Regions from separate parts of the Homo sapiens genome. Here regions 2 and 3 are each linked to region 1. The links are chromatin loops, found by intact Hi-C in ENCODE. Cell type or tissue: heart left ventricle. All regions are shown on one strand. Each heading gives the region's core, and the rest is flanking DNA. Links, peaks and the distances in the headings are about the cores only.

Evidence for each region. Peaks named below come from ENCODE experiments on the same cell type or tissue, not always from the same donor. Only the 100,000 strongest peaks of a DNase experiment are listed, where the experiment ranks them.
Region 2: a loop joins it to region 1, with 4 times the contacts of the local background. A loop is called at or near these places in 14 of 110 quality-filtered maps.
Region 3: a loop joins it to region 1, with 2.8 times the contacts of the local background. A loop is called at or near these places in 13 of 110 quality-filtered maps.

Annotation. Positions count from the first base shown.
Region 1 is chr10:17,452,118-17,458,032 of GRCh38, forward strand. It overlaps ST8SIA6 (ST8 alpha-N-acetyl-neuraminide alpha-2,8-sialyltransferase 6), which reads right to left and starts at 2,478. Exons shown (of 8, transcript NM_001004470.3): 1 at 2,038-2,478; 2 at 1,442-1,540. The coding sequence starts at 2,138. In heart left ventricle, for the core only: a CTCF peak has its summit at 2,461; DNase peaks (open chromatin) are centred at 1,384 and 2,434; H3K4me3 peaks cover 2,832 bases; H3K27ac peaks cover 2,396 bases; H3K27me3 peaks cover 1,671 bases.
Region 2 is chr10:17,596,148-17,602,062 of GRCh38, forward strand. It overlaps HACD1 (3-hydroxyacyl-CoA dehydratase 1), which reads right to left. Exons shown (of 7, transcript NM_014241.4): 5 at 3,143-3,264. Among named protein-coding and RNA genes, the nearest start is that of HACD1, 18 kb to the right of the region's middle. In heart left ventricle, for the core only: a CTCF peak has its summit at 3,129; no DNase peak of the experiment used is centred there.
Region 3 is chr10:17,584,603-17,590,517 of GRCh38, forward strand. HACD1 (3-hydroxyacyl-CoA dehydratase 1) reads right to left here. Exons shown (of 7, transcript NM_014241.4): 7 at 4,430-5,844. The coding sequence ends at 5,762. Among named protein-coding and RNA genes, the nearest start is that of HACD1, 30 kb to the right of the region's middle. In heart left ventricle, for the core only: no CTCF peak of the experiment used is centred there; a DNase peak (open chromatin) is centred at 2,600.

The DNA of each region.
Region 1 (5,915 bases), core at 260-5,259:
AAAGCTAGGCTACCTATAGTACACCAACCTGAATAGAATAAAACTATAGGACACTATTTTTCTCAAAAGCTTTTGTTACTCCAGGAGGTCCTAGTGCCTCTAATATGCTGTGAAATTCCAATGAGGGGGTGGCAGGCAGTGGTGTTCCTCAATTCAGGGTTTATCCAGCCACTTCCAGACCCTTCTTAGAGCCGTGCTAGAGCTTCCTGGAGTTACACCATCAGAAGATTAAGGTGGATCCAAGAGCCAAGAATATAGAGAAGCATACGCAGAAGAAAAGGGATTTGCAAGAGATAAAAAGAGGAAAAGAGACCGTATAGCAGATTGCAATCATAATAGCAATGCTAAGGCAGGAAGCAGTACATTCTGCTTGTGAAAATGTAAATTGATTCAGCCCTTCGAGGAAGCAACTGACAATGTGACTTAGAATCTAAAGAGTACATACTCTTTGACTTACTAATCTCAACTCCTGTCTGTCCATCTTGGGTAATTAATTTGAAATGAAGATAAAGATTTACATACAAGGATGCATTTCATAGAATTACTGATGGCAAACAAAATAAAACAGAAACAAGAAGCAACCTAAATGTCTGAAAATGGAAACTATTAAATAGATTATGGCATGTTCAGATAATAAGTTATGCAACAATCCAAAGCAATGTTTTTGTGGGGGGAGGGGAATGTAATGACAGGTATAGGTCTAGGATTTTTAGAAAAAAGGCAGAACATAAACTGCAATGTATAATCTAAGTTATATTTTTGAAATATATGTATATAGAAAAGACTACTGGAAGAAATATAGACCAAAACCACCTTGAATATGGTCTCTGAGAGGTAAGGACTCTGAATGAATAACATTTTCTTTTATACAGTTCTATTTTCTAACTTTCTGCACAAAGCTGTATTACTTTTACAATCTGAAAAAAAAACAATTACTGCCTATGAATAAAAACACATGTGAATGATAAGAAAAAAAATTTAAGCCTCCAGTCACTAAGGACAAAATCATTCCTAGCACGCAAAACAAACCTGAATCTTAACACCGGTGCCCTTTAAAGCATAGAAAAGAAAAAGCAAACCAACCAAATCCCTCCATAAAGACAGGCTGAGCTGCTTCTCTCCAAAGGTGGCGGGGTCGGGGGCGGGGGTGCTTTCAACACACCATTGTCGAGAGGAAAACTCAGCACCCGTTTTTCAAATGCAGCTGCTGGAGGATCCCCCTTGATTCAAAGACCATTCACATCCAGGCTTAGAGGGTTGAGGGAGTGTGAAGGGTGCCCCCCCCCAACCCCGCGCCCTCTTCAAACACACGCACACTCTTACACTCACTCGCGCCGTCCCAGCCTGCCTACTCCCAACGAGTCCAAGCCGGTGCAGCCGCGCCCCATGCCCGGCTCGCAGCTCCCGAGCCCCAGTCCGCCCGCGCTGGGCGCCGCTGTACCTGTTAGTGGCGCGCGGTACCGCGGTCGCCGGGCTCCGGAGCGTCCTCAGCGCTGCGGGGGTGCCGTGGGTGGCCTCCCTGCTTTCCTCCACCAGAATCCTGCACAGCCGGGGAGAAAACTTAAGTTGCTACACCCCGCCGGGAGCTGTTGGCTGAAAGGCTGGGAGTCGCGCTCCTTGCCTGGCAGGGAGATCTCGCACTCCCCGGCTCCCAGGCCAGGTCCCCAGCCCCAGAGTTGGAAGAGCCTTAGGGCGGGAAGGAAGAGACAGCAAGGACCAGAATGGGGAGCATGAGATCCTGATGCGGAACCCGACGGCAGGTCCCGCTCCACAGCTGCCTCGCCCACAGCGATGCGCGCTAGAGCCCCCGCAGCCCTGACCGGTCCCTCTGCTCCCCAGCCGCCGTCCACCGGTCGGAGGGTCGCCTCCCTGCGACCCCCTCCCCCACTCCACTCTCAGGCCGTCGCCGCCCGTGGGCTGCTCCCCGCCGCGGCCAAAAGTCTCCGCGCCCGAGGGGAAGCGATGGGCGGCTTGGGGGTCCGGGGGCGCCAGGCGGGGCGCGCGGCGCGGGGCGCGGCCGGCGGGTGGGTGGGTTACCTGGCGCGGCCGGGCGCGTCTGCCGGGCACCAGAGCAGGCGCAGCAGCAGCAGCAGCAGCAGGCTGGCGAGCAGGGCGAGCAGTGCGCCCCCCGGCCGCATCCTGAGCCACAGGCGCCGCCGCCACCGCTGCTGCCGGGGCGAAGCACAGCCCGGGCGGCCCCGACTCGCGGCTCCCGCCGCCGCCGCCACCGCCGCCGTGGCCGCAGCCCCGCGCACCCACAGCGTTCACAGGCGGCAGCGAGGGGCGCCCGCAGCCCACCCGGCAGAGTCTCCGCGGCGGGCGGAGAAGAAGCCGCGTTCGGGCTCGCCCCGGGCTCCCGGCCCCGGCCCGCGGAGCGCCGCGATCGGCTGGCAGATGACGATTCGCCGAGCTCGCCGCCTGTCCTCCCGGAGGCGCTCGGAGCTGCTGCGGGCTCCGGTCGCCGCTGCCACTGCTGCTGCCGCCGCCGCCGCGCGGGGTCACCTGAAGGTTGGGGCGCGGAAGCTCAACTCCGTGCTGATTGGGCTCCAAGTTTTCTGCGCCCTCGCCTCGTCCCGAGTGCCCGCGAATCCCCCGGACGCCCACGCAGACCACCCAGCCACACCACAACTCTGCCTGCGGAGAGAGGAGAGGAGAAAAAGGGGCCGCTTCAAAAACTTTCAAAACTGTGCAGTCGCTTGGCTGGATCCTCCCACGCATGAAGAAAGCTGGGGACTGGGGAATTGCTGGGTGGATCATGACACTGAACAGAAGCAGTAACCTGTGCTTACTTCAACCCAGATTCAGAGGGACAGCGAACTGGTATGAGGGGCTAGGAGACCTTTAGGCATGAGCACATTACTACCTGGAGACCCGTTTAGCCCCTGCCTGTATTTGCAAATAGTTTTATTGGAAAACCTCCATGCCCATGGCTTTGTATTATCAGTGACTGCATATGGCTGTATGATCTAGGGCTGCAAGGGCAGAATTGAGTAGTGATGACAGAGGTGGCATAGCCCACAGGGCCTAAAATATTTACCATTTGAAACTTTCCAGGAAAAGTTTGCATACTGCTCTTAAATAAGCAAGAGGCCATTAGCTTGAGGCTGTCTCTGTACGTTGAGTTCCCACCTAACAATGGAAACCTACATTAGGCTGTAATGAACAGGGGGCTACTGGCCAATCATGGGCAACCAACTCATTATACCAGGCCCCACAAGGCAGCCTGCATAGCTATAGCCAATCAGTTTCTCCACTGTGCTTCTGAGTTTGGCCTATCAGGCTTTGCTGCTCACACCATGGGGTGGACCTCACTGGACCTCCTCTGGTTGTGAGTGCTGCCCAATTCATGAACCCTTTGCTCGAATAAACTGTGCTAAATTTAATTTGTCTGATGTTTTTCTTTTAACACTGCTATGGGCTGAATGTTTGTGTCTCTACAAAATTCATATGTTGAAACCCAAATCCCCAATCTAATGTGGTGGTATCTGGAGGTGGGGCCTTTCATACCTGATTAGTTCATGGGGTGGAGGCTTCCTGGTGGAATTAGTTCCCTCATAAGAGCAGGCAGCGGGGAATTTGCCTCCTCTCTCTCTGCTCTGTGCAGTGTAAAGACACAGCACGAGGGCAGCTTTCTGCCAAGCAGGAAGAGGACCCTCACCAGAACCTGACCATGCTGGCACACTGATCTTGGGTTTCTTACCCTCCAGAACTGTGAAAAATAAATTTCTGTTCTTTCGGTCACCCAGCCTATGGTATCCTTCTTATGGCAGCCAGAACTAAACCACGGTCTAGATCATATTGGTTAGTATCTCATTTACGAGTATCTCATCTGTTGCAGGAGAGTGATCCAATGACACTATGAAACAGACTGGCTCTCTATTTTTTTAAAAGTGGGTCTCAACTCTCTATGCCCTAAACTATCCTGACTGCCCAAGCCCCCACTTAGCCACTTCCCTAGGTTTTAATTCCATTGTGGTTATATGCAGGCTTATAAAATTATTCACTCTTACTTTTGTATAGTTTCGAGATTTTTCCAAATGCAACCCTTGGATTCCACCATCTTGGGAGTACCTTGATAAGATCTTTTGAAATGACTTCAATTTTGAAAAGGCTTTCATGAGTTAACTTTCCCAAGCAACAAAAATATGATATTTCAACTGACATCTCCTAGAAGCATATGGTCTTCACCTGAAAGAGGCCCAAGTGAGAGCCATTTGGGAGCAACCAGGCCAGACAGCCAAATAAAGCTGTCACCAAAGATTCCATCACAAGAAAACATATATCAAGGCAAGAGATACCAGTGTCCCTAGTCTCTTTCTGCTAATTCCGGATTTACTCTAAAAACATCTTGTTGAATACAAAACAGAAGTTTGCACATAATAATTGATCAATAAATGTTTAGTCAATGAATAAAAGCACATAAGAACTAGTGTTATTTTTAAAGAGAAAATGGAGCAAAAAAACTAAAAATAAATGTGACTAGGAATGTGATTTCCTTCTATAGCTCATCACTGCTGTTAATATATGTACTAATCAGGAATAAAAACAGGCTTCTACTTTTATATAAAACTAATATTTGTAGGGATTCAGTTGCTTCATCTGAGTATGACATAAAGTAATGCTATACTCAGGTAGTGATAGAATAATACAGAAATCTAGTTCTACATATTTCAAAGTTTAAGCCGTTTGTTAAATAAGTAGAATATGGCACAATCATCTAGAAAATGAAGAGTTGCCTGGATTTGAAAGATATTCCAATTTTTATCTCAGTGCAGAAAATTGTGCAGAAAACTAATGCTGAACATGGTTTGCAGAAAAAGAAAAAGGCATTATTGTATCAGCCAGGAAGCTGCAATTTCACCTAATTTACTAAAGTTTAATATTTCAGCACAGCTGGGCTCAAGGCAACAGCAGAAGAGTCAGCCTTGCACTGGGTTCCCTAAACACCCTTGCTGCAAATGAAGTTACTTTTTATCAAGCCAATGGCTATCAGCAGGGGACTCACAAAAGCCCATTTTAATTGGAAAAACAAGTGTAAATTTGCAATGGGAATTCTGAGCCCAGTGTTAAAATTTGACAGTAGGGAACTTTACCACAAGCTTTCTAATTTAAGACCTGGGTGGGTAAGATATGAATTATCTTGCTCATCCTTGAGAGAGAAAGAAACCTGACAAGAAAATGATACCTTAACATTATTAGCCATAGAACCACTACTGGAAAAGTGTGCATTTGGTAGCTTAACATTTCCAGGCTTGACTTGCAACCCTAAAGATCTATGCCATGTAGTAATTTGAAATGCTGCTGAGGCCAGGAATTGAAACGTAAACTCAGGTTGACATCCGGATGCTGCTCCCAAGCTTGTGTAAGTGGCGAGCCTACCTCACTCACCCAGTCCACTCCACATGGGCCTCTCATTTTGTCTTTGTTATTCTTTATTCATCATCATGAATGTCCTTACCTTCATAAAATAACTTTTAAAAAATGATTGGGAAGTTTCGATATATAAAAAGTCTCCAGGCCTATGGAAATCTTGAAAGTTGAAGTTTCTGATTTGGAGTGTAAGGTTTCTTATTTGGCTAACAAGTGACTTTCCACAAAAAAGATGATTCAGGGGAAAGCTAGAAACGTGTAAGATTTCCATAAGTGTGGATTTGGGGATTCAGAAAGATGAATCACAAATATCAAGAGTCTACCTGACATTTGATATATACATAATATATATGTATATACACTATATACATAATACATAATGTACAGAATATATAGCATTATATACATATTGTGTATACACATTATGTATACACATACGTATTATGTATACATATTATGTATATATTATATACATAGTATATACTACATATATACATAATATATACTACATATATAATATATAATGTATATATACACACTAGATA
Region 2 (5,915 bases), core at 570-5,569, 140 kb after region 1:
AGAAGCTTGGAGACAAATTAAAAATTGCATTATTCCTGTATGTCAAGGATATGCGAAGATAAGAGATGGGGAGAAGGGCAGAATTATTTGCCAAAATAGATGAGCTATTCAAGAAAGAAGAATGATTCCTTCACTGTACCTGTTAATCCCTTCTTGGCCTTGGAGAAACTCCCTGCTTTCTTACCAGTTTTGGGTAGTTATTTGTGTATCATTTAAATCAATCTTTCCCTATTCCTCAATTTATTAAATCCCATAACTGGACATTTTATATACCTGTCTCAGTAAAATACCCAAACTGATTAAGTTGCAATTTTTACTTTATGTGGTTTTCAAAAGATTTTTTTTTTTTTTGGCAGGATTGTTCTTCAATAGAAGAAAAAATTAACACTCCTACAATAAGCTAGTTGAAAGTCTTAAGGGCAATGAAAATTTCTAATGAAATGGGAACAAATTATATAATTTGACTTTACTTGCACTTCAAAAAGATTGCATGTTACTACTTCTCTAAGTTCTGAGGGCAGTATGGGAGATTTAACTATGGATAGACCACATTAAAAAAAAAGATACAATGCTTCTTTGAAGGTTCCCAATTACTATCTAAAATTTTTTTGAAGGGAGTGCATTTTAAATCAATATGAAAAACCTAACTTAATATATACAATTACCTATTCTGAGGACTTTTCCAAGAACACTTATGACACATAAATAGAATCAAAGTATATTCAAACTGTAACAATAGGCCAAACTACTTATAACTAAGAAGCCATTTCTAAAGTGTAGTTTTATTCGAGAATGACAGCTTCAACATCTGAACATAAATACAAATATTATTTTACCTTACTTAATGGAGTTGGGAAACATATTTAGATGGCTGGGATTTTTAAGATCTTTTTGACATGAAACATAATTATTTATGATTATGATCAACTGACAAAGTATTATGTAACATATGATTTCAAAGCTGAAAGACTGTATAACTTGTTTAACATTAAGGCAATGGATAAACACTTTCTTCTTTTGAGACAGAGTCACGCTGTGTCACCAAGCTGGAGTGCAGTGGTGTGATCTCAGATCACTGCAACCTCCACCTCCTAGTTCAAGCAATTCTCCTGCCTCGGCCTCCCAAGTAGCTGGGATTACAGGCACATGTGGCTAATTTTTTAATTTTTTAGTAGAGATGGGGTTTCACCATGTTGGCCAGGCTGATCTGGAACTCCTGACCTCAAGTGATCCGCCCACCTTGGCCTCCCAAAGTGTTGGGATTACAGGCATGAGCCACCACGCCCAGCCTGCAATGGATAAACACTTTCTAAACAGCAAATTTAAACATACGATGGCAGAGTTTTTATCTTTTCCAGACACTCAAGACATGCAAATGCATTCCAAAAGACAGACACACAAAGCCATCAAGTCTAATGTGCCAACCTCAGGAAAATATGCAATGTACATTCTGCTATCCTCTTCAGACAAATTTTGTAAATTCAGCACATGAAAAGAGACTATATGGTAAGTTAGTATTTTCAAAGGTGCCAGAGGTCCAGAACATTGTCATGCGAAATGATATTGATGTGTTCTAGGATTAGAGTCCAGCTACATTCAAAACTGCCAACCTTTAAAAAGCTCAGTCACTAAAGGTAAACACATTTTCATGTACAGTAAGATTAAAACCAACCAAATCCATATAAATGGTAGTACAACCTTCTTATGACAGACAAGACACTTAAGCTCAAATTATAATTTCAAAGTATCTCATCATATACAAAGTGGTAAGCCGCAAGTGTCTAAAAAAGAGCTAGAGAATATTAAAAAGTCACAAAGAGTATATAACATGGCCAGGCGCAGTGGCTCACACCTGTAATCCTAGCACTTAGGGAGGCCGAGGTGGGTGGATCACTTGAGCTCAGGTGTTCGAGACCAGCCTGGGCAACATGGTAAAACCCCATCTCTACAAAAAATACAAAAATTAGCCAGGTGTGGTGGCCTGCACCTGTACTCCCAGCTACTTGGGAGGCTGAGGCAGGAGAATCGCTTGAGCCCAGGTGGTGGATATTGAAGTGAGCCGAGATCGTGCCACTATCCTCCAGCCTGGGTGACAGAATGAGACCCTGTCTCAAAAAAAAAAAAAAAAAAAAGAGAAAAAAACCCATAAAACACAATTAACAGTGGTTATCCTTGGTTAGAGAGATTATAAGTAATTTAAAAGTGGTTTTCCTTCTTTTTGGTTTATATATTCTCATTTATTATATTTGAACATGTATAATACTTGGGATTAAAAAATAGTAATTGACCAGGCATGGTGGCTCACACCTATAATCCCAGCATTTATCACCACCTGACATATCACATATTATTAGTTTATGTTTTGTCTTCATCATAAGACAGAGAATTTGTTTTGTTCATACCTACATCTCAGGCATGCAGTAGGCACACACCATTTGTCATTGTTATTGCTACCATAAAGTACAATACAAAGAATAAAATGAACAAGTCTATACTGATTTGTGACTTGTTCTCCAAAGAGCAGTTTTGCTTTTATAATAACTTTCTAAAACGTCAATTGCTCAAAGAATTCAAACTTCAAGAAGAACAGATATCTTTTCCTTTAAAAACTGTTGCTTTAGGATATATTTGGAGCCCTTCAAATATAAATTTTATCCACATTCCAAATAATACAATTTTAAGTAAGTGTGACTTTTAAAAATGTCTCTGCAACTTAAAGCAAAGAAAAAAACCAATCGCATTGTGTAAATGGTATAAATTGTGGCTGCTAGATTGACTATTAAAATAATTTACATCACAGACAAAAAAAAAACATATTTTTGGTACTGCTTATGTAAGCTAATTCCAAAAATGTATATTGTGCTTTCCAAAAAAAAATGAATGACTAATTCTGAGGTTAAGGATACCACAATTTGTCTCACATTGATTTCACTCAAAATATTTATTAATACGATTCCTCTCTCATCATTAAGCTTTTAGAATACAAATCATAACTTGTATAATTATTAGTTATACCAGTTATACCTCCTATAACAGCATTCTGGCATCGTGGGGCTGAAACACGAATTTTAATTCTCTGGCGTTAGCACACAAAATAAGCATGCACAGGACAAGGAGAAACTAAACTGCAAGATATCGCCACCTGGCCCATTTAATGAAGTATGGCAAGTGGTCAAGAAGGCTGAATGTGTAGAAGGAATAGCGAGTGATCTCTGTCACAGTCCACGCGACCAGAAAAAGCACCACACTCTCTTCATTCTGGATCTGCAGAATTACAGAGAAACCCAGTGTCATTCAACCTAGAACTTACTTTTCAGTGAAGGTACTTACTTTACTTATTTATTGCCTTTTATTTATAATGGAATGTTAGGGTTAGGCAAATGCAATATAGAAAACTTAATGCAGTCACCATTAACATAATTAATTATAAACGTGGAACTTAAACGTATCTTATGCACAGGAATAGTTGAGCATAGACTCGTTTTTCTTCCCTCGTCCTTCACTTCAGGAAATAACGCTATCATCAGAGGACAATGTTACCTTGCTGAAACCAAAATCTGACCCTCCTACTTCTAGTAATCATTGAATCACACCTGTTCTACTGTAGGACCAACGCTTGAATTGCTCACTCATCTTTGGCCCTTTTACTACTATTTTAATTCAGGGGTTTATCATCTCTCATCTTGACTACTGTAACTGTTTCCTAAATAGTCTTTCCTCCCTTTATTGTCCTCATGAATGCAAGTTGTCTTTTAAAAAGAAGTCAAAGAAGCAAATACATAAAAAACAAATTGGAATCAGCTAAGTCCTGTGATTTAAAAGTTTCACTGGTCCCACACTTCTTAACAGAATAAAAGGATGAGCCCTAATACCTGGGCACCATATTCAAGGTTCTTTGCAATCCTTGCTCGGAAATCTCTCCAACTTCATCTACAATTATTCAACCCTTCTACCTACTTCTCTCTCTGGTGACACTAGATGTTGTTATTTCCAGAATATGCTCTGAACTTGTGCAATTTAACACATGCTATTCACTCTCACTGGAATGTTACTCTCTTATTCCATAAAAAATCTTTTCCTATCTTTCAAGATTCAGCTAAAACATCTCGCCCTCTAGAAAACTGACTCCAACCCTCTCCTCTCACCCTGAGCAGTTATTTGCTCACCACCTTTATTTATTTATTTATTTAGCTTATTTATTTATTTATGTGAGACGGAGTCTTGCTGTGTCACCCGGGCTGGAGTGCAGTGGCATGATCTCGGCTCACTGCAACCTCCACGTCCTAGGTTCAAATGAGTCTCATGCCTCAGCCTCCGGAGTAGCTGGGATTACATGCCCTGCTAATTTTTGTATTTTTAGTAGAGACGGGGTTTCACCGTGTTGGCCAGGCTGGTCTCGAATTCCTGATCTCATGTAATCTGCTTGCCTCAGCCTCCCAAAGTGCTAGGATTACAGGCATGAGCCACCATGCCCAGCCCAGCACCCTTCTTCTACTGTACTTTGTTCATATCTGTGTTGTGGCATTTGCCAATCTGTACTAAGAGTTGTCTGGCTAACTCTTGTACATGTCAGCATTCAACATCTGTATCCCTCCTTAAGGGAAGCCTTCTTGCACTCCCTACGTCAGACTAAGTCCTTAGGTATACTGCAACGCATACCGAGCTCTTGCTTCAAAGCACTTAACACGTATATGATTAAATATTTGTTTAGCTTCTCTCCCAAGTATAGGCTCCACCAGGCGAGAACCATGTTTGTTTTATCAACAGCCATATCCCAGCACACTGCCGGGCACAGATGAGGTGCATGATTAGCATTGTGCGTGATTTAACGTTAAGTGTACCCCACTTCCCAACAGCCAGTACACTGGACAGCTGGGATTGCCTTGTTCTTTTTTTTTTTTTTTGAGACAGAATCTCGCTCTGTCACCCAGGCTGGAGTGCAGTGATGCGATCTCAGCTCACTGCAACCTCTGCCTCTTGGGTTCAAGTGATTCTTCTGCCTCAGCCTCCCGAGTAGCTGGGACTACAGGTGCGCACCACCACACCTGGCTAATTTTTGAATTTTTAGTAGAGACAGGGTTTCACCATGTTGGCCAGGCTGGTCTCGAACTCCTGACCTCAAGTGATCCACCTGCCTCAGCCTCCCAAAGTGCTGGGATTATAGGCGTGAGCCACCCCACCCGCCCACCTTATTCATTTCTGTAAATCCAGAAATTTGCACAGCACCAGGTGTAGAGAACGCATTCAATAATATTGGTTGAATTAATTAACGAGTGCTGAATAGGTACCAGTGGGAAACTATCGTCAGCAAAAAATAAATAGGAATATTAAGGCAGAGATCCTCTGGAGGATAAACGGGGCAGACGGGTCCTGTTTTATTTTTGGAACTCGCGACTCTCAAGCTTCCCTTTACCTCCATCTCTCTAGTTAATGTCTAGTTAATGTTGTCTTTCTTCTTCATTCTTCAGACTCATGGTGGTCCTAACTCAGCTATTATATTCCCTCACTGCCTGGAAGAGTCTGTCTTCTAGTCTGTTAATGCTGTCCTCCTGCTTTTAAACTAGTAGGCAAAGTTAATTAATAGTTTGCCTCTCCCATTGCATGTGCTCACTGCTATCTGCACTATCTGCATGGCAGTCGCTGTTTAGGGTGCAGGTAAATCATGCAAGTTGAGTGAAAGATACTAGTCAAGAGGGATAAAGTATAAAGAGCAGGAGGTCAGTGAGCTGTCCCCATGCAGACAGGGGGCCAGTGAAGCTAAGAGGAACAGAGAAGAGGTCAGGTGTCAGTCCCCAAGCATCTAAGAAAGGCATGTGAGAAATGGAAAGGAGGCCAGAGATCTGTCCTCGAGTAGACAGGAGGCTCTAAAGGCTGTCAAGAAGGTCAGAAGGGTTGACATAGGAAATGTTCCTGTC
Region 3 (5,915 bases), core at 375-5,374, 130 kb after region 1:
CCCATGTGCAACCAAAACATTAAGAAACAAAGACCCTGAGACATGAAAGTTAACATCACCAGAAAATGGAACAATTTAATATTCCTGCCCAAAGGTACATAATTAAATCTAATCATTAGGAAACATCAAATGAACTCAAACGGAGGGACCAAACAAACTCAAATGGAGGGACTGTCTATAAAACAACGATCCTGTACTGTGGAAAATGTCCAAGTCACGAAAGGTGAAGAAAAACTAAGGAACCACTCTAGACTAAAAGAGATGATAACTAAATGTAATTGCTGACCCTGGATTGGATCTTGACCCAGAATATACATGTGCATGCATACATACATGTCAATGAGACTGGAATAAGGTCTACCAATTAGATAAAGGTATTGGATTCTTAAACTAAATATGGCCTGAGAAGCACTCTGTACTTCTATATTTGAGTCCTTGTGGACGAACTGTAACCTAGCTCAATAGGCGGACAAGATTGATAACCTAACTAGGAGTACGCACCTGTAACAACAGCTGAGTCTTGGCCAATCCCAGACGACGTACTTCAACCACTCACAGACTGCTAAGTGTTCAGACTGTGTTCAAGTAAGACAAATGCCAATATGTAACCAGTCCAGCTATTTCTGTACCTCACTGCCAATTTCTGTATGCCACTTCCCTTTTTTTGTCTATAAATTTGTTCTGACCACAGGGCATCCCTGGAGTCTGTCTGAATCTGCTGATTCTGGGGGCTGCCCGATTCACGAATCGTTGATTGCTCAATTAACCTCCTTTAAATTTAATTTGGCTGAAGTTCTTCTAATAACAGTATCAGTGTTGATTTCCTGATTTAGGTTATGGTACAGTGGCAAGGTAGCACGATGTCCTTGTTCTTAGGAAATATGCACTGAAGAAATTAGGGGTTAATGTTTCAACTTATTCTCAAATGGTTCAGGACATATTATGAACAGAGAGAGAGAAAACTATAGCAAACGGGGCAAAATATGAACAAGTGGGGAATTCAAGTGAAGGGTTTAGAGGTGCTTTTCCTTCTATTCTTAACAAATTTCCTGTAACTTTGAAATTATTTCAAAATAAAAAATGACCAAAATATTTTAAAAGCTATAACAGGAACACAAAAAAAATCTAAAATGTTTAGAATATATCTTTAAGCTTCATATCTAAAGGAGAGACCTATGTCTATTTAAATATTTTGTAAATTTAGACTAAAACTATAAACAAATTGAATTTTAAGTTCTATTCAATGCCTTCATACTAGAAATTACAAAACTGCATTGCTTATTTTTTATTCTATCAATTATATGTGTAATCCAAATCTAAATGTATGTGAAAGGTAAATACCTCTATACGTCCCATATGCATATGAAAAATATTTTAAATGTTGCCTTTTACAGTTATTTTTTTTCCTTCAAGGATCTCTTAATGATTTATTGTATTGGTCTCATCAACTATAACTGATTTTGTTATGAAGTAGTTTTAGTCCAGAATTCTGTCGATTTAGTGGTGCCCTAATATGCTTATACACATATGAGTAACAAAGAACCCATCCCATCAGATTATCAACACACTGTATTTGTTAAAGCACAGATAATTATTTTGCAATATGATTTACTAACCAATCTAACCCAGTAATTTTGCTAAAGGTTTACTGTGTAGGGGAGAGAGAGGTAAGATAAGAGGAAGATGTTAATTCCCTACAACAGGGCCTGACACACAGTGGGCATGAGATACATATTTGTGAAGAGGAAAAGGGATTATTGCAAAGTTTAGATCATTTGCAATATATCACTAGAAACTATGACATTGCAGCATAATAATTAGATGCTTAAAAATATAAAGATGAGAAAATAATGCTTCTGAAAATCTATAGATGTCAAGCAACAAAAACTCTTGGTGAAAATGACTTTCTTACCTTTCTGGCATGCTTTTTTAAAAAGCTAAAACTATCAAGGATGTTGCTATATTCATGTCGAATTAACATTTTGAAAAATATTTTTTAAAACTTGCATATTGTATAATATAGCAAGCTATAAAGCTATGAAAATCAAAAAACAATCAGAATATGAAGGAATTGTCACCAAATATAATTGAAAGTTGCTAGCATCAAAATTTCTTGATCTGTGTTTCAAATGCCCAAGTCTGCAGGACTGTATTCCAAAGTTCTGTCTGATACAAACCCTGACTTGGCTATTGAAAGTTATGGTCATTTATGGGGAAGGTCAAAAGAAGATGCAGTCACAGAAAACGGTGGAAACCAAAAATAAAAGCCCCGTCCCCCTGCAACACCCAATCATCTGAATGGACTTCCTCCTCAGCTAGGGCTCTTTTAAAATGTAACCTGAGAGACTGGTTCAGGCCATGACAGGAAGTGGGAGTCAGACATGCCTGATTATACATCTCCAGCATTAAAATCAGCACAGACTTTAAGTCTAAAACATTTTACAACTATTCTCTCTGAAGCCTGCTGCCTGGTGGCTTCGTGTGCAGGATAGAAATTTGGTCTCCACAACTTCTTTTTTTTTTTTTTTTTTTTCTGAGATGGGCTCTCACTCTCGCCCAGGCTGGAGTGCAGTGGCACGTTCTCAGCTCACTGCAACTTCCGTCTCCTGGGTTCAAGCAATTCTCCCACCTCAGCCTCCTGAACAGTTGGGATGACAGGGGTGTGCCAGCACACCCGGATAATTTTTGCATTTTTAGTAGAGATGGGGTTTCACTAAGGGAGGAGACCACCCCTCATATTGTCTTATGCCCAATTTCTGCCTCCAAAGAAAGAAGTAAAACTAAAAGGCAGAAATGAAATCCACAGGCAGACAGCCTGGCAACATACCCTGGGCCTGGTTAAAGATCGACCCCTTACCTAACCGGTTATGTTATCTAGAGATTCCAGACATTGTATAGAAAAGCATTGTGAAAATCCCTGTCCTGTTCTGTTCCATTCTGACTACTGGGGCATGCAGCCCCCAGTCACATACCCCCTGCTTGCTCAATCCATCACAACCCTCTCAGGCAGACCCGCTTAAGAGTTGTAAGCCCTTAAAAGGGACAGGAATTGCTCATTCGGGGAGCTCGGTTTTTGGAGACGTGAGTCTTGCTGAAGCTCCTGGCTGAATAAAGCCCTTCCTTCTTTAACTCGGTGTCTGAGGGGTTTTGTCTGCAGCTTGTCCTGCTACGTCACCATGTTGGCCAGGCTGGTCTCGAACTCCTGAGTCTCCACAACCTCTTATCGCAACCCAGACATTCCTTTCTGTTGAGCCCAGGTTTTTGGATAAACTCAACCAATTGTCAACCAGAACATTTTAAAATCTACCTATAAGCTGGAACCCCCACCCCCAAAATTGTCCTGCCTTTCTGGACCAAACCAATGTATTTCTTAAATGTATCTGACTGATGTCTCATGCCTCCCTAAAAATGTATAAAACCAACCTGAACCCCGACCACCTTAGACACATGTTCTCAGGACCTCCTAAGGGCTGTGTCATGGGCCATGGTCACTTATATTTGGCTCAGAATAAATCTCTTCAAATATTTTACAGAGTTTGACTCTTTTCTGTCAACACAAGTGTAAAGGAATTTCAAATATTTTTTCCTTTTAAAATCAACTACTGTTTAGCACTTCATTTTCCAAACAAATAACGTTTAGAATTGGTCGAATATAGAAGATAAACGAAATTTAAAGTTTAGGTGTACTTTGCATATGTTAAAGGGTCACCAAATAGTTTAATGCATTTTTTATTAAAGTGAATCACAATTCCTACTTCAAGATATTCCACAACATAAGAAGAAAAAGTATTACAGCCACTTGAAGGCAGTACTAGTTGAATTAATGCACATTTTAGAAATATGATTTAAAATATTTTTTGCAAGATAGGCATCTAATAAAATAAATATGTGAAATTCTCATACTATGTAACCAAAGGTAAAGACTCCCTGACAATTTCTTCCATATAAAAATCCAAGATGAAACTGATCACATAGAGTAAGAGCAGAATGAATGTTAGATCTTTTGAGAACTAGTAACTTAATCCATATTGCTCAACGAAACAGTCAGCTGCAGAGGAAACATTACAACGTAATGTAATAAAAGAAATAGCACCTTTGAAAAACCAAGTTATTTAAAGTAAAGGTTTGCAAAAATGTTCTGAACTACAAATCTCTGTGTGAAAATAATCTGTAAAGGAGGTGGTAACACAAAATCAAGTAATTTTTAGAAGTGTAATGTTATGTGTTGATTATAAATGGAAACAATACAGAACATTTAAAGCCAAAATTACACCTAGATATCTATAGTGGGGAAAAAAAGTTCCTTTTCTTTGAAAGTCACATATTTAATATTCTCTCAAAAACTGGGTTAGTAAATCAACATACTTGAATAAAGGAGGGAAATTTTTTAAAGGACCTATTTACAAATTAAGGCAGTTATGAAAGTAGGTCTGGTGTATTTTTTTTATTAAACACAAGGACAGGAACTTTATTACAAGACCTTTTGCTATTCAATGGAATTCAGAATGAAAGGAGTCTGTCCAAAGATCATACCCCAAAATGTTTAGTTACCTAAGTACCACAAAGGGATTATCATAACAATTGTTACAAGATAATTCTACAGTATAGAGAAGACTTTCTCAACCAAAGTTCTGAGTACAGCATGATCATCTTCCTCATCATCGTTATCATCATCATCATCATCATCACTATTTTTCAGAGACAGGGTCTTGCTCTGTCACCCAGGCTTAAGTACAGTGGTACCATCATAGCTCATTGTAACCTTGAATTCCTGGGCTCAAGTGATCCTCCCACCTCAGCCTCCCAAGCAGCTGGAACTACAGGCATGTGTCACCATGCCTGGTTAATTTTTTTTGTTTGTAATTTTTTTAGGGATGGGGTCTTGCTATGTTGCCCAGACTGGCCTTGAACTTCTGGGCTCAAACGATCCTCCTGCCTCAGTCTTCCAAAGTGCTGGGATTACAGGCATGAGCTACCACTCCCAGCCTGAATACAACATTATAGTCAGATGTCATGTTTTTTTTTTAATAGTGGGGCAAATACTTATGCTCTTCCTAACCCCTTAAAACCTTCACAGTTGAAAACCTTGTCCTTAAGTGGCTAATTTAAATAAAAAGCAGATTTCCTTAGCAGTATAAGTAATTTCAGCTGCCTAGAAATATTTCCAAAGAATATTTTCCAACTGTGACATCTACTTGAATATTTGTGTGTTTTTATGCTGCTACTTTATCTACATCAAAAGTCTTACTTTAGCAAATTATATCCACGCTTCCAAACACTGTTATTAGTCATAATGCTGCCTTATTCCTGAAAAAATAGATTGTGGGTTCAAAAATACCAATACATTATTAACAAGTTGTTATAATTTTGCATTTATTTTCATTTATAAATATCACATAAATATCACTAGCAGGTATAATAGTAAATCGTTAAACTAATTTCTAAATATTGATTTAAAAAGCTTTGAGCATGTTTCAAAAAAAACTTAGCAAAAGTTTTTTTTTCCCCCAGATAATACACCTAATTATTTTCCTAATAATCAATACCTACCCAAAAGTTACTGATATTTGCACAGTTCTTGTAAAAAATAGATCTGGCACAAGAGGAACACAAATACTGGCAAATACCACGTGTCTCAAGTTATATTTTAAGAAACCATACAATCCATGATATTTCACAAAGTTGTTTATTCTTGTTATTAAAACTTGGACTCAGGTAATCTTGGTTATTCTGGAAAAAGCACCTTGTTTGCAGAGATCATTTAATCATCCTTTTCTACAATCACCTCTCCATGAAGCACCTTTCTTCTTTGACGTAACATATGAAAATAGAGTTGTGGAAACACTTCATTGAAAAAGAAAACAAAGAAAAACAAGCTATTGCTTTAAAATTATTTATACTTGAAACCTGTTAAA